Linked DNA regions of Homo sapiens: region 2 is linked to region 1. The links are chromatin loops, found by intact Hi-C in ENCODE. Cell type or tissue: dorsolateral prefrontal cortex. All regions are shown on one strand.

Region 1 (8,000 bases):
TGCTGCCGGAGGTGGAGAGAGGACAGAGAACAGCCAGAAGTGAGAACCGGGAAGCAAGCATATGCTAACATTTCACTGCCTTCCCCAGCCCCACCTGAAAGACTTTTTTTCGTTGTGCCTTTTGTGAACTTCCCCATCCCATAGGGGTCATGGGTGGGTATCCATGGCTCCAAGGAGTCCCGGGTCCTGAACACAAACTTACCTGTGTGTTGGTATTTCTCTGGGAAGAGGATCTGCCTTCAATAAATGCTCAAAGGGAAACACAGCCCTCCACAGCTTAAGTATGTCCAGTGTGGGCCTTCATAGCATTTGATGATCACCATACCTCCCAGAACAAAGTTTTTTCCCCACCAATGCTTTTCTGGGAGAAATGCAAGGAATCCCATTACTGTGTTGCCAAACACAGAAACCAGAAACCAGACATGGTTCTTACTGCATATTCTGAGTAATTTCTTTCCCTCGGCTGCCCCTCACCCCTCCATTTGTATGCTGTCCAGGGTCCCCAAACCTCCAAGGCCACGCTTGGAGTAGCTTCCATGTCTACTGAGGATGATCAGGGTCAAAATGGAACCCTTCAAGGATGCACAGCAATCTCCCTGCTCAGTCCTCTACAGAGTGGGGAACACATTCCAGATAAAAAATAAGGGTGACCACCGAGGATTTGAGGCAGTCAAACAAACCAACCAAAGCTGAGACTGGCTGAAAAGAAATCAGGTAGCCAACATGGACACACTTAACCATCACGGCGCCTGTCCTTCCATCAGCCAGTGACCCGCCAGGGTGCTTCCTCCCCTGGCTTCAGCGGGTCCAGGATCCTGAATGTCTGTACTACGGAAACCCAGTAGTAAGATCACTTGGGAGCTCTCCTTTTGGTAGCTGCCTGGATTTTATCACCATTATGAAATTATATAGCATAAACTTGATGTGAAAATAGCATTTGAAGTTTAAACCCTATTTCCAGGTGTCAATAAACACTTTAAATGAACAGCTCTTTGGCCCAAAATGGCTCCCGCATGCTGTGTGGTTCTTAGTTACCCAATCAAGAAAAATCACATTTCCCACTTTCTGCCATCTATCTTGGAACCCACTTTATTTTAAGGACATAAACTTGGCAACTTCCTAGTACTGGATATGGCATAGAAGTTCTGCCAAAGTTCTTGCCAGAGTTGGGGGAAGCAGAAACTTTGAGTAATATATCAATCATAGCTTATCACCAGGCCACATAAATCACTGTGGTCTTGGAGTTCAGAAATGTCTGGATTTTTCCTATCTGCAATCAGTGATTCTCTGCTGGGACATTAGGCTATAATCTCTACACTGGGGCCTCTGGCCCACAGAATCCCAGGCTGGGAATGTAGGTTGGGAACACTAGATAAATGTGTGTATTTGATGAGCATTGGTGTTGACTAAGTTAACATGGCTGGCTTTCCAAGCATCAGGTAGAGACCTGGAATTTTTTCTTTCCCATGGGGCTGAAATTTCTGCGGACTGTCTTGAGGACCAATAACCACTCACTTTGAGAATGAGCAAGTTCCAGAAAGTGGGATTAACTCCTTGTAAAAAGTTGCTGACCAAGAGGGTACATGGGAAGGTCACGCTGGTACCAGGTAAAACCTGTACAAACTCCAAGAAATTAGACAACACAAACCCACATCCTGGCGCTATCCCATCTCTGTGTCTGAGGGGCAAAAGGTGACTCAGGAATAGGTGAGAAACTGGGGCCATGAACAGACTCATCTGCAGCCAACTCCACTTTGTGGTTCTGTCGAGAATCCGCTAGTGCCCAAGGGGATACAGAGAGATCAATAAATCATCAATAAATGGCCATCATGTTTTAACTTCCAATGCTTGCAAGGACTTGGCACCTTAAAGGGCAGGGCCAGGCCTGGCACAGGCCCTACCCCCTCTTCCCCTAACCCTCCCTATTCTCCTCCTCTCTGTGCTTTCTTAACTTCTCAAATGAACCATGCTCCCTCTCACCCCAGTGCCCTCACACAAGCTGCTTCCTCTGCCTGGAATGCCTTTTTCCCAGTTCTGCATGTTGAATACCAACTCCTTCAAGCTTCAACTCCAGTCACTTCCTGGACCTCCAACCTCAGACCAGACCTGACTCCTCTGTAACATGCTCTACAGGTAGCTGGTCCTCTTCCTTGCACTTCTCATGGCATGTGAGTGAAGTCTCCTCCAACTTCAACACTGGGTTCCCAGCGTTGGCCATGTGGGAGATGCTTGATGAATACTGGTTGGATGAATGAATGATTTCAACCAAGACTCAATGGCCCAGTTATTCTTTTCTAAGTGCTCAGATGAATCCCTCAGGAGAATAAATATGGCACCAAGTATTTTAGAAACATACATGGTGCTATTCTGTAATGAATAATTTTACTTCAATAGACTGTCAGACCTCTTAACTCATCTTCCTGACTCTAGGCTAACTTCATGCTGATCTGACTCACCCTCTCCTAAACTCCCCATTGCCCCAGGATAGAGTGAGTCCCAGATCCTGCAGCCTCTTTTCCAGCATGACCCTCCCCGGTGGTGCAGTGGTGCCCCAGCATACCACATGTGCATGCTTCTGTGGATCTGAACCTGACTGGAAGGCCCACACCCCTTTCTATCGAGAAAATTCCTCTTTCTGCAGTCCCAGTTCTGGAGCTAGCCATCAAGGAGGCCTTCCTTGCCCATTGCTCAGCTTGCACTCTTGGCCTGGCCTCTGACTCTTGTACCTTTTGTGTCCTTCCATTACTACTTACATCTTCAGTCTGTCTTAGTTGATGGTGAACCTGAGGACGGAAGCCATCGTGGAGTCGCCTGGCAGGTCAACACTCACACAGCATCTGGAACACAGGGGCCTTCAGCCTGGATGTGCTTCCATTCCATAAGGAGTTCCTGCAAAGCAGGGGGTGTAAGGGCACTATGATAGTAAAAATCTGTTCTTTGTGTCCCCTGTGAATCATCAGAATGTCCAGAAAGTTCCAATATTTTGCCATATTAAGTGCATTTCTTCATCTCCATGGCCACCCAAACTCCCAGTCCAGACCCCTGCCAGAGCAGGGGTCTTCAGGCTGCATGTGGGCTGGCTGAGTGCCAAGGAGTTAACATTCCCAAGGAGCATCAACCAGTGACGGACGGGGGTTAGTGGATAAACACCCGGCTCTCTGGCCCCCTGGGTGGGATAACCCTGAGATGTGTTCTACACCAGCTCACAGAGGTCCGCATGTGCCAGCAGCAGTAACCTGATGGATAACCTTTACTGGCTCCCTTCCTCAGTCTCTTACAACGCTTCCTGGACTACTGCCCAACACTCAGCAGTGCAGTTAGTGTCAGTGTGAAGTGTATTCAAGTCCACTCATGGTTTTGAATGGGTGGATGTTATGCTGTTGCCAGGATGGGGCCAGGGCGAGAGGAGAGAGGCACCCTCCGTGCTGATCCTGCTCTCGTCTGAGCTAGACCATGGGTGCTTCCTGAGATTCTGCATCTTGGACATCTTGCCTGCTCACTCCAGACCCCCCCGACTTTCAGGAAATCAGAATATAAAACTCAGATAAAACAACCTATCCCAAGTAGGTGTTTTCCAGAGTGTGCCGTATCTATATTTCTTCACTGCTTTTTCATAGACAATCACCCTCTAAATGGAGGACCTTTTGGCTTCCAAATTCTGAGGTATTAGGATCATTCTACATGGTCAGTAAAGCATACATGTTATTGTAGGCATTTAAGACAGCATGTCTACTTTAAGATGATGGCAAAAAAACCAAAAGGCAACCTGTAAAGCTTGTTTGTTTTAGCCTATCTTGGCAGAAGCCTTCTAGGTGAAAAATAAAACCCCTGGTTCAAAGAGGCTGCCTGGCCTGCTGAGCTCAGCCTGGAGTTTATTAGCACAGTTAATATTGCATGCAAATAGATTTCCCTGCTTTGGTCATGCCAATCCATTAATTCAGCCCCTTGTCTGCTACATCTTTATCCTTGGCAGGTTAATCCTGCCAAATGCCTTTGCTGTACCACCTGTCACGCTGTGCCTATGTCCAACAATGCAATTTTGCTAATCCTGTTGTATCGGCTTTGTGGCCCTGTCTGGTCAAGCCAGTGGTGGAAAAAGTGCGTATAAGGTTTTTGCCAAGATCTTTCTCCTACTCTGGCACCTACCCCTCCTTTTAAAAAAATGATTTCAATTAAATGGTTTGAAAGTCAACCACAGTGTTGGATGCCAGCCAGCGGCCATGTCTTTCAGACAAGGATGTCACGGCACTCAGCATGCCTCCAAACTGTTTCTGGCAGCCCCACCCAGCGTCAGCTGAATACGCTAAGTGAAAAGGGTTAAAACAGGAAGATCAGCTAAACATCTCTTTTCCATGGCTGGAAAATCCTGTCCTGTCCTGACACCAAATAGGTTTAACGTTCTACCCTCACAGTTACCATAAAGGACATGAAGGGCTTGAGGATGGTTGAATGGAAAGCATACCTGTCACTTGTCTTTGGTGCTGTCCTCTTTAAGGCTTGGTGGAATCATTCACATGAATTGTTAGATGAGGCACATCCCTTCCTGCAGTCACCAGTGTCAGGTATTCACCTGACACATGGAGGAGCCGAATCTCCAGGCCCCACAGTGTGCTGCTCTTCTAGTTCATGTCCCCGTGCAGGTAAGAGCCTGGGTGGGCCTTGTAGCCACATTTGCTCAGGTTCAAATCCCAGCTGGACCGCTTCTACCTCTGTGACACTAAGCATGTTGCTTTACCTCTCTGGCCTCATTTTGCTTATCTGTAAAATAGGCATAACCATAGCACCGGCCACACAGGATTGCTGTAAGGATTCTGCGTTAATACATGTCAATCACTCAGAACAGTGCTGGTACACATATAGCAGGCAGTGGGTAAATGTAAGCTGATATTAGCATAGACTGGGAAATTTGTCAAAACTCACTGCCATTTGCATAGTACATAGGCAGAGCGCATGGTAAAATTCCACAGGGCATATCTTTTAGGGTCTTCAGATATTAACTGTACTCTCTTGCCTGCGAATTACAGAAATCTGGCTGCAAGGATGCCTATCTAGTCTTCATGCCTCCCGCTGGTCTCTATGTTACCTTGGTAGCCTTTGGTGGATGTGAGGAAGCATTCTGGGGGTATAAGCGCTGGGACTGTGATTAGGTTCCCCGGGGCCTGAGTCCTAGGCCTGCTGCTGTGTGACTTTGGGCAAGTTGCTTGACCTGTGAGACTCTTACAATCCCCACATTAGCAATGGTGAGACTTGGTTTTACACAGCAGGGTTATTTTGAGGATTAAATAAAAAAGTACACGTGAGGTGCATGGCATGCCGCTGGGAACACCATAAGTGCCCCATAAATAATGGCCATTATGGTTATGGAGCCCCTGCAAAGCACCTGGGCTTCCCTCTCCAATTCTCCATCCATCTGCTTCCTCATCTCCTCACAGCCTTCATGTAGATGTTGTGAGAGTTATGTGGGACTGGGGAGGGAAAGCTGCCAGCATGGGGCCTGGTTTCCAACACAGACTCTAGAGATGAGGCGGTGCTCACTGCTGTTAAACCACAGTTCACCCTGGCTGATTTCTTGCTCCAAATAGCCTTCAGCTCCATACAGTCCTTTTTGTGTTAGTCTAGACTAATTCTTGCTAAGACCTATGAGTGGTTTTTAGATGATGGTGTGCATGTATAGATTTGAAAGTCCCATGTTTGGACAGAGCTGAATATGCATCCTGATGTGAGTGCCTAGACATCATTATGGTAACTGTGAGGGGAGGACATTAAACCTATTTGGTGTCAGAGGTGTCAGGACAGGATTTTTGCCCTCTGTGTGAAAAGTATTTTGCTACACAAAAGAGCAGTATGCTTCCCTTGCCAACCCAGCCACTGAACACTGCCCTTTCCCTCCTGCTTTTCCCAGGTGCTACTGGAACGTCTAACAAATAGCCTTATCATGAGTTGAGCATGTACTATGTTTCTGTTACCAGCCTGGATGCTTCACATTCATTATCTTCTTTTTTTTTTTTTTTTTGAGATGGAGTCTTGCTCTGTCGCCCAGGCTGGAGTGCAGTGGCGCGATCTCGGTTCACTGCAAGCTCCACCTCCTGGGTTCATGCCATTCTCCTGCCTCAGCCTCCAGAGTAGCTGGGACTACAGGCGCCCACCACCACATCCAGCTAATGTTTTGTATTTTTAGTAGAGATGGGGTTTCACCATGTTAGCCAGGATGGTCTCGATCTCCTGACCTTGTGATCCACCCACCTCGGCCTCCCAAAGTGCTGGGATTACAGGTGTGAGCTACAGCACCCGGACCATTATCTTCTTTAATTGAAATAGTACTGTTTTACCAATTTCTCACTTAAGGAAATGGAAACTTTGAAATGACAATTAGCTTACCCAAAGTCATAGCTAGCAAGTGGCCATAGAGACCAGGAGCTTTCCAGGCTACAGGGCTACACAACACATCTTTGGTGTGATGCCATTTCAGCTGCTAGGCATCAGAGTCGAGGGTGGACCTCCTGAATTACCAACTCTCTTTGTCATTTATTTTTTCCAAGGTATAGCTATGCCACATGGAATATTTTCCTCCTCCTTTTATTGTTTTGATGAATCCCATACTCAGTTTTTAATTTTTCTCCCGGGGGAGGATGTAGCAAAAAACAAGACTTCTTTTCTGTAAAAATTAGGAAATTCCAGCATCTTAGCACATTTCATCGGGTGTGCTAAGAGTACTCTCTCGCCTGCCAATTATAGAATTAGCTGCAAGGACCCCTATCTAGTCTCCATACCTCCCACTGGTCTATACATCCCAATTCTAACCCTATATATCCCAATTCTGCTGCACTGATCTTAATCTACTTTTCATTCACCAATCTCTTGAATATAATCAGTTTGCTAATTAAAACATGATGGAATCAAGCTATTTGCAAAATTAGGAGTTCTGACCCTCTGGCCTCTGTGGCCCAGGTGAGGTCCTCTGAGACACATACATGTGTTGCCTTGGCGAGAATTCATGCTGAGAAGACAGTCCATTCATCTTAGGTCTTGCTTAACTAGCAGAATGTAAACATCTTTGAACTTTGCTTACTGGATAAAAGGCAGCAAGCATTAGCTTCTCATTAGCTTCCCACTGCATTTCCTCCTGCAGGATCAATCACACATCCAGCCCAGACACGTGGCCCCTGCTTGTAATTAATCTTGGAAAGGCGTAGCTCTTCTGTGGATGGATTGCTGTATTTGAGCGCGGCTTTCAGAGGGGAGGGGTAGGAGAAATAAAGGCTGGAAGCAGAATAATAAGCACCAGTGTTTGAGAAGTCTGCTCTGTGCCCTGTGCTGCAAGCAGCTTTTTTTAATGGTTGATTCACTGCCAGAAAATTTGCTTTTGCCTGAACGCGACTTAGCATCAGGGAGGGAATTTATGATTTCTTCTTTTCCACAGTGTGAATTTCATGCCTTAGTTAGTTGCGTTTTTTTTTTTGGCCAAATTGAAGTTGTCTAAATCCTATATTTTGGGTGGTTGTAGAGTTATGCTCCATACTCTCTCAACCTGTCTGAGGGATGGAAGTTCCTGGATTCTTCTATTCACAAGGATTTAACTGTGACACTTGCATACAACTGAAAGAGACCTTCTTTTGACCTTGTTCTCAGAACTCTGCTTTTCTAATTCTTATTTGAATTTTAAATGCTTTAAGGTGGTTGGATTTTTTTCTTTTTTAAAAAATTGTGGTCATCTCAGTTACCAGGCTGGTAGAGGGCAGTTGGGAAGGCAGTAATAACAAGGAAGTGAAGATCCCATGAGTATTGATCATCAGAGATGGCTAGGACTTGAGGCACTAAGGATTGTCACCTCCTTGCCTTTACTGAATAGTATTTGTTGCTATTTTGGAAACCAAATTGCAGAAAAACCTTTACGGAAACTCAATTTACACAAAACCCACCTAAGGAGTGACGTCCTCAAAAGCTCTAGGAGGACTGTGTGAAAAGGCAAGTTTCCTTGCTGCCCCGAATATCATGTGTGA
Region 2 (8,000 bases), 220 kb after region 1:
GACTGAGCACAGCAGGGACACTCGAATGCAGGTTGTTCTAGGAGATGTGGGGCTCCTCTAACACTGGCTTTGGCTCCAGGGTTCCATGATGGCTTCGCTGACCCTTCCATAGACAGCCTGGCAGTCTAAGACATTCTTTCCCCACCTCTTTCACTCAGGGTCAGACTTGGCTGGAGGTATGAGAGATCTCTGAGCCTCATGTGGCTCCCTCCCCATTCTCCCTCACGTTGATAGTTACCCTAATAAAATCCTTTCATGTGTAATCCCACCTTGGCAACTACTTCTCAGAAGACTCACACTAACACATTTCCCCCACTCTCCTACTAATACTTCCTGGAATCACCTCCCAGACAAACAACTTGTACTCAAGTTTTTGTGTTAGTATCTCTTTCTGGGGAAGCCAGCCTAAAATAAAGGACACTCCAGGGACACTGCACACACCCCTTGCACGAATTACCTTGCAGCAGAATAGGGTTAGGTGGCCACACTGAACAAGGGAGGCTGGGGCATGTAGTCTCCTTCTATGATGGACCATGCACGGCAGAATGGCTATCAGGAAGCCTGGTGGCAGCTGTGGCTATTCCTCCTCCCTCTAGCCTTCAAGGTCAACTTTCTGGAGCAGAATGTGTGGAGTCCTTTGTTAAATCTGTGCTGATGTAAACTGATGGAAACTAACCCAAATCTAACTTCATATTATACTGATGTGCTCCAAGGAAAAGTGAAAAGTGAGTGAAGTTATGGTCTAAACCTAGCCCATCTCTTGAGCCATGTTCCCATTTTTTCCTTTTTAGACCCTCTCCAGAACGTCAGCTGCCCAGAGCCCCAGCTTCCCAAAGCCCCTATTCCAGTGCCTCACCCAAGATATTGATTCATCAGCCTGACTTTCTTCCTCTTGCCTTAAATTGTACCTGTTCCATTACCCAAGATTCTGTACATCACTAATGTGATGAGTTAATTTAACATAAAGACAATAACGTTGGCTAAGGCTTGACTGTGGCAGCAGCCAGATGAGCACATTTGGCCTCTAACCAGAACCTGGAATGCCTTACCCAGAGGATGGAATGGTAGTTTGCCTGTTGACTGTCATTGAGTCCTGGATAATCACATGCAAATGTTATCCATCTTAGGCTTTTTTTTTTTTTTTTTTTTTTTTTTTTTTACGATGCAGATAACAGAAGTCAAGGATCAGGCATGAATAAGCTACCCCACTAGTAAGGATCTTGAAACCCAGTAGCTGAGACTCCATAAGTTCTGTGAACTCAGTTTTCCTCTGGGTCATGTTCCTTAGGATATTTTTTTTCTGTCGTATTCAGGAAAGAAGCCTAGACTCCTTTGATTCAACACTAAACTGTTCACAGTAGTTATCCCTAGAATGAAATTGTAGCCGGGGAGACTGTGAAAGGGCTATTGCTTTTAATACTGTAAAAGGGCTACTACCTTTTAATGTTTCTATAGGGCTTGAATTTTTCATATCAAGCATGTACTCTTTTGGTAACTTTTGAAAATAATGTAATTTAGCTGCTATGATAAACCATTTGCCTTGCCCTGTGGCATGGACAAGAAACCTGTCCTATGCATTCCTGAGAAGATCTCTTCATTTTTGGTAAACAATGAAAAAATCCGGTCCTTAATGTCTCTTCTTTTTTCAGAATGCATTTGGATCCTTTCTGCTATTAGCTTTCTTAAACGTGATATGAATTGTCCTGCATCCCTGGTTTCTCTCTGTCCCATGAGTCAGCTGTTCAAATGTATTTTAAAACATTAATTTTTAAGTGAAATTAGAATACAGACCACACTTATTTATCCACAGTGCCTGGGTCTAGTGCCTGGTATAAAATCAACACTTTAAAATGTTTTGAAAAATGGCTGAGAACTCATATTAGTCAAGGGACTCCTAATGACCACGGAGTTGTTTCCATATGGCAGCCACTGCAGGTCTTCGGGGGTGGGAGGTGAGCCTTGAGTTCTTTAAAAGTCTTTCCCTGGGATGTCGACCCAGATACCAAATGCAGTTGGGAAGGGAAAGTGGTAGTCTGGCCAATGGTGTAAAATTAGGTGTAATATATGAGAATACAACTGCTTGTGTCCTACTTACCTAGTCATTGGGCAAGGCAGGTTAGGTCTGAAGGGGAAATTACTGGCCAGAATCTCAGCATTTTACTGCAAGCTTGAGAAACTGAAAACAAAGCAAAACAAAACATAATCAGTTTTTCCTTGTTGTGCTTGTTTTGACAATAATTTGTTTTGACAAACTGACACTCTTAAAGATGGCTTTTCTGATATTTTGTAAGGCCACTGCACTATCTGCCATTTAACATTTTAGAGTAACTTCCAAGTTTCACACCTCTTGAGCGCCTAGCCACTTTTTGCTAGCATTGCTTCATGTTGTGAGAGAAGAGACCACCTAATGTCCTGACGTGCAGTGGTGACAGTAGACACATTTAAGTCCAACCTTAGCCCTTCCAGTTCTGGTCCTGTGACCTTAAGTCTCTGAGCCTCAGTTTTCTAATCTGTCAAATGGTATTAATGATGCTAGCTGTCTCTAGAGCTGTTTTAGGGATTACAGGAGGTAATCTTTTTTTTTAAGCACAGGGGCTGGTGCATAGTAAAGACTCAATAAATGATAACCATTGTTATCATCATCAACATTAAAAGCTTATCAAAGAGGGCCAGAAGGACTTGGGATATGGATCCAGGAAATCTACCACTTTCAGGCCAAGTAATAATCATATTAATAAAACCAGTAGAGTTCTGCTGGGTCATTCTTCTGGGACCTCATGTTCTGTTCTTTGCAGTATTGGGAAGTGGGCAAGGAAGAGGGGCGTGGAGAATGGAGGTGAGGAAGGGGGCTGGGAAGGCAGAGGGAAAATGAGGGCTGCTGATGGTTGGTGGTTCAGAGGCAGCAAAGCCAGCAGTGAGGAAATGGGAATTACCAGGCACTGAGGAGCCCTAGTGCCAGCTCTTTGCTGACATAATTAATGAGGCTGTTGTGCCAAAAACGAGGCATGTTGTTAATATACAGACCTGTTGGGAGCACAAGGGAAATGCAAATAAAAATTTTGCCAAAAGAGGAGTGGGGTCAAATCAGCTCCAGAGGGCGACCACGTTGTCTATAAAACTCTAGTATATGGGAGGCCAGGAGACAGTATGAAGAAAAAGAGAGGAATTGATTTCAAACAGGATCAGTAGCTACTAAATAGTAGACTTTTAATATTCGTGTTTGCTGATTTTTCCTTTTGTGTCTATTTCTTTCAAAGTCTGTTCAGTTGGTGAAATTCACTTGATAATGAAGACTACTTAGGTTGGTGCAGAAGTAATTTAATTTTTTAAAAAAAGGCAAAAACTGCAATTACTTTTGCACCAACCAAATAAAATTTCAATGGAGTTTTAGCATTCAGGACTTTAATATACATTCCATAAGATACACAAGAAAAAAACCTGAAAGATTATTTTTATTTTTACTTTAAAGAGCTCTGGGCTGCTGAGAGGAAGCAGTCTTGAACCTATATAAAATTGTGATTTTTGTGCCTGTTTCCATCATAAAAACCAAAAATGATTATTGGTTTCTTATGTGTGTTCTCAATGGCGAATTCAATTTTTTTTCCCAAAGAGCCTTGTTGAATCATCCGAGTGAGACGTGGACCAAGGTGAAGGCGCCTGCGGGTGGCTTTCCTGTCCAGGGGTAGGCAGGAAATAGAGTCCCGGGCTGCCACTGCTGTCCCCTATGGGTGTGGCTGGGGACTGGCTGGGAAGAAAGCCAGCATCATTTGATGCAGTTGCTCTGGAAGGTCGCTGAGCACGGGCCCTGGCACCCACCTTCCCAAACACAAGCCCGGCCCTCGGCCCAGCGGAGAGTCTCGTACAGGGGACAGGGATGGCGATGCTGGTCCCACGGGAGCCAGGCCGGTGTCCCCAGGGGATGAGGGGTGGGGGGCAATACAAGGAGGTTACTTTGGTCTGTTGCTCCCGCTTTGTTAACCCATCCCTATGTCCTATCCCCTTCTTCCCTGGCTTTGCCCAAGCCGGGTAACGAGAAAGCGCTAGGAACCAAGTGGCTGTTGGACGTGGCCGACTGCGGAAAGGCCTGCTTTATTTCGTCGCAGTTCATTTATTTTCCTTTTCGTTCTGCCGGCTGCCACGTGTTTGGTAAGTTAGAGCACGAAACACTTTAAGATGGGCCTGTGGGGCCGGAGCAGAGCCGCAGAGCTGTGCAGGCGCGCGTGTGCACGTGCGCGCCTGTATGCCGCGTGGGCGTGCGCGCGTGCACGTGGGCCGTGTGCGCGCGCACATTGTTTCTGTCTCCAGCGGTTGGGAGCGCGCTGGCGTTGCCTGTGGGCTTGGGGCCCCTGCGCCGGGGCGGAGCGGGCAGCGAGGCTGGCGGGAGATGCTGGGCTGCTCTGGAGAGCGCGCAACCGGCGTGCTCACCCTGTTAAGGCTCCGCTCTTCGCTGTGCCCAGATCCACACAGGTAGCCTTCAACCGCCGCCCAGGGAAGTCAGTGCTCTTATTAGCTTCAATTTCCGGACGAGGAAGTGAGGCACAGAGAGGTTAAGGAGCCCAGCTATTAGGAGCCTTTGAACTCAGACAGTCTGGCTCCAGAATCTGCATCTTAACTCCATTACGCGTTATTTTTTAAACGCAGGCCCGCCCCCCCCCGCCCCCCTGGACTCCGGTTTGAAACGCATTGAATAATGAATCCTTTTCGCCTCCCTCCCTCTGAAATAACAGTTCAGTTCATCGAAAACCCAGAGGTAGCCTACCGTGTGACTCAGCGGCACGGAAAACATCAGAGTCATTGACTTTGGCGTGGCAAAGTGGGATCTCACACATGGTACTTTATCAAATAAAGGGCACTGGCATGTTAAACTGATTCGTAGCATCTTTTAAATGTGACAAAACATAAGCTTTGATCACACTTCTGATTTTTTTTCCCTGACTTTAAGTGATGCATTATAGTAGGAAAATACAGGAAAGGACAAAGAAGAAACTAAAAGTTCCCCATAATCTCAGCTCTCCACCCCATAATACTATACGTTGTTGAAAATCTAGTGATTTTTTTCTAAGCATATACTATCACAAAATTGATTAAAAGAAATTTAAAACAGTATCATAATGTACATGGTGTTTTATAATTTTTATATTTAATAATGCATCACGAACATTTCCCCATATCAAATATTCTACTACAAATGTTTTTAATGACTACACCGTATTTCATTATACAAATTTGCCATGACTTAACTTGTCACTAGCCTTATTTTTTGACTTTTCAGTTGCTCCCCAACTTTTGCTATTATAAATGATGGACACCAGAATGCAGCAATTTTTTATACACACTATTTCCTTGGGACAAATGGGATTGCCAGGTCAAAGATCATCACACTTTTAAAGGGGTCAAACTATTATCTAGAAGGGTGGGCTCAGTACACTCACCTCCAAGTAGAATAAGTGTGCCCGTTTTCTTTCTCAATTCTGGGTGTTATTGCTCCAGGCAATCTTTCTTAATAAACAAAATACAGCCTTCAAAAAAAATACCTCAGTTATTTCATTAGACTGTGCCAAGTTTCAAGAGAAAGACTTTATATGATTGCAGATACTTGAAACATTTGGGAAATTCAGTTTATTCAGATGCTCCCAGGACTGCACAAGACTCAGCAAAGGACGTGGTAAAATAAGGGCACTTTGGAAAAAGGAACTAGGAAAGAATTCTCAAGCCATTTTTTTTTTTCAGGGCAGAGAGATAGATGATGTCTCTAAAATAAAAAAGGAGGTATTAATTGCCTCTTTGGCTGGGTCTTTGACTCCGTGGCAACTTTCCCATTGTCAGGTCTGAAAACGTTGATGGTGCTGCTTGCCGCAGAGCTACTGCAGAAATATTCAAGGCAGCAAACCTGGGCAATTAGGGTTTCTGTTAATTTTCTTCCCCTTTCATTCTACCAGCTTCCCCTCCCCCTATGTCAGCTAGTTGGAGTGACAAATATTTAAAGTCAGCCTGTCACGCATGAGCAGCGCAGCTGTGTGAATGACTGATTTTCTTGACGTTCTAAACAGCTTTGTGTGTGCATGTGGAGACCTGCAGACCCCAAACCTGCCACCGTCTGCCCCACAAGACAACATTGGTTTGATATTTGAGGCAACAGTGGGGGGTCTAGGCAGGTGGCATTTTATGACCAGGAAATGAACGGACATATAATCTGCAGATGTTTTAGGAATAGGCATGTTTGTCACAATGACCTCTAGGTAAATTTCTGCAGTGACAAAGAGGAGACTTTTCAGGTGTGGTTTAAATTCCTTTCCTTGCACAGCGTGCTCTAAAATCACTTTTGCCTAAGGGACTGGAGACCATGATGTCCTTAGTGAATCTGAAAGATGCACTTGGACCCGACTGGCCTTTTTTCTCCCCACTCAGCGTTGCAGCAAGAGTAACAGATGTCTATTTAGGGAAGGCATGTTCTCTTTTTCTATGCAAACCGTGTTGCTAAAAATTCTCTTTTAGATGAATTATTAAACCCAATTTATGAAATAAGGACAATACAGATTTCCTCTGGAACTATTCTTTCTCTCTGATATGTGATACCCGTGTCTGCTGGTGGAGAAAAGCAAAGAGAATTTGAGAAGCCAGGCGGGGATGGGAGAAAAGTGAGATAAATAAATACAGGTTATTTTATAGCCCTAGAAATTCCCTGAATGTTTGGACCCCTTGGGGTCCATCTAGAATTCTTTAGCCATCATATAGAAACACACAAAAACGTAATTATTTTTGTAAACCTAGATTTCTTCTCATGGTCTAATGAAGTAGGAATATTTAACTTATCACAGTTCCTTTAAGAAACAGTACTGCTTTTGTTTGAGAACAGGCATTGATCTGTGTTTGGAACATCAAGGTGGTGCTTCTAAGGGAGAGAGTAGGTTATTCTTTTTTTATTCAAGGGGAGGTATTTTGTGTTGCTCTTGAAGGGGACTCAGCAGGAAAAAGTGGCTGGAAGAGCTGAGTGGACATAAAGCCACAGAGAGGTGCAGTGGCCCCTGGATGTCCTGAGGCTGGGGATGCCTGGGGCTCTCAGCTGGTTGTTTGGGTTATAAACTTAACGTGAGGTGGAAACCAGCATCACCTCTCTTATGAAATCTTCAGTAACATCTACTTTTTAAAAGCATAAAGCCTTTGCTAATGAATATTCTCCTTACATTTTTTAGATGAACTCTGTTATAGAATTTATATCCCTTTTTGCAATACATGAATTTTTATAGTAATTATGAAAAAAAAAATTTAACCGTTAACTTGAAATTCACACCTCAATGCCAACCTTAGATGCTGCCTCCGAGGAAATAACTTCCTGCCCGTTTTATCTGCAGTGCGGTCGTGGACCTGCAGCATCACCTGGGAGCTGGATAGACCTAGTGACTTAGTCTGTTCAGGCTGTTATAACAAAATACCTTACACTAGGTAATTTATAAACAACAGAAACTTATTGCTGACGGTCCTGGAGGCCGGAAAGTCCAAGATCAAGGTGCTGGCAAATTCAGTGTCTCGTTCAGTGAGGGCCCATTCCTCATGGACGGTACCTTCTTGCTGTGTCCTCACGTGGTGGAAGAGGCAAAGGGCTCCCTCAAGCCTCTTTTATAAGGGCACTAATCCCATTCATGAGGGCCCTATCCTCTTGACCAAATCACCTCCTGAAGGCCCCACCTCTCAATACCATAACATTGGAGACTAAGTTCCAATATGTGACTTTTGGGAGGACATCAACATTCAGACCATAGTACCTAGTGAATCAGAATCTGCATTGCAACAAGATTCTCAGATAATTCAGGTGCGTATTACAGTTTGCAAACTGCTGGTCTGCAGTCCCGGTTCTAAACTTGGCTGCACATTGGAATCACTTGGGAAGCTTTACAAAATATAGATTCCAAAGTCCCATTCCTAAGGATTCTAATTTAATTGATTTGGGGAGGCAGGGCTCCCAAACATCTGGATTGTGAAAGGCTCCCCAGGTGATTCTA

Evidence for each region. A loop is a pair of places that touch in the nucleus more often than their neighbours do. Peaks named below come from ENCODE experiments on the same cell type or tissue, not always from the same donor. Only the 100,000 strongest peaks of a DNase experiment are listed, where the experiment ranks them.
Region 2: a loop joins it to region 1, with 1.8 times the contacts of the local background. A loop is called at or near these places in 1 of 110 quality-filtered maps.

The regions. Positions count from the first base shown.
Region 1 is chr3:44,106,166-44,114,165 of GRCh38, reverse strand. LOC124909489 (a long non-coding RNA gene) reads right to left here. Exons shown (of 5, transcript XR_007096256.1): 4 at 2,754-2,889; 5 at 1-2. Among named protein-coding and RNA genes, the nearest start is that of MIR138-1, 4.0 kb to the left of the region's middle. In dorsolateral prefrontal cortex, no CTCF peak of the experiment used is centred here; DNase peaks (open chromatin) are centred at 4,215, 5,472 and 7,203; H3K4me3 peaks cover 850 bases; H3K27ac peaks cover 272 bases.
Region 2 is chr3:43,890,701-43,898,700 of GRCh38, reverse strand. All of the region lies in intron 1 of LOC107986081 (a long non-coding RNA gene), which reads left to right. Among named protein-coding and RNA genes, the nearest start is that of ABHD5, 200 kb to the right of the region's middle. In dorsolateral prefrontal cortex, no CTCF peak of the experiment used is centred here; a DNase peak (open chromatin) is centred at 4,283; H3K4me3 peaks cover 1,378 bases; H3K27ac peaks cover 1,056 bases.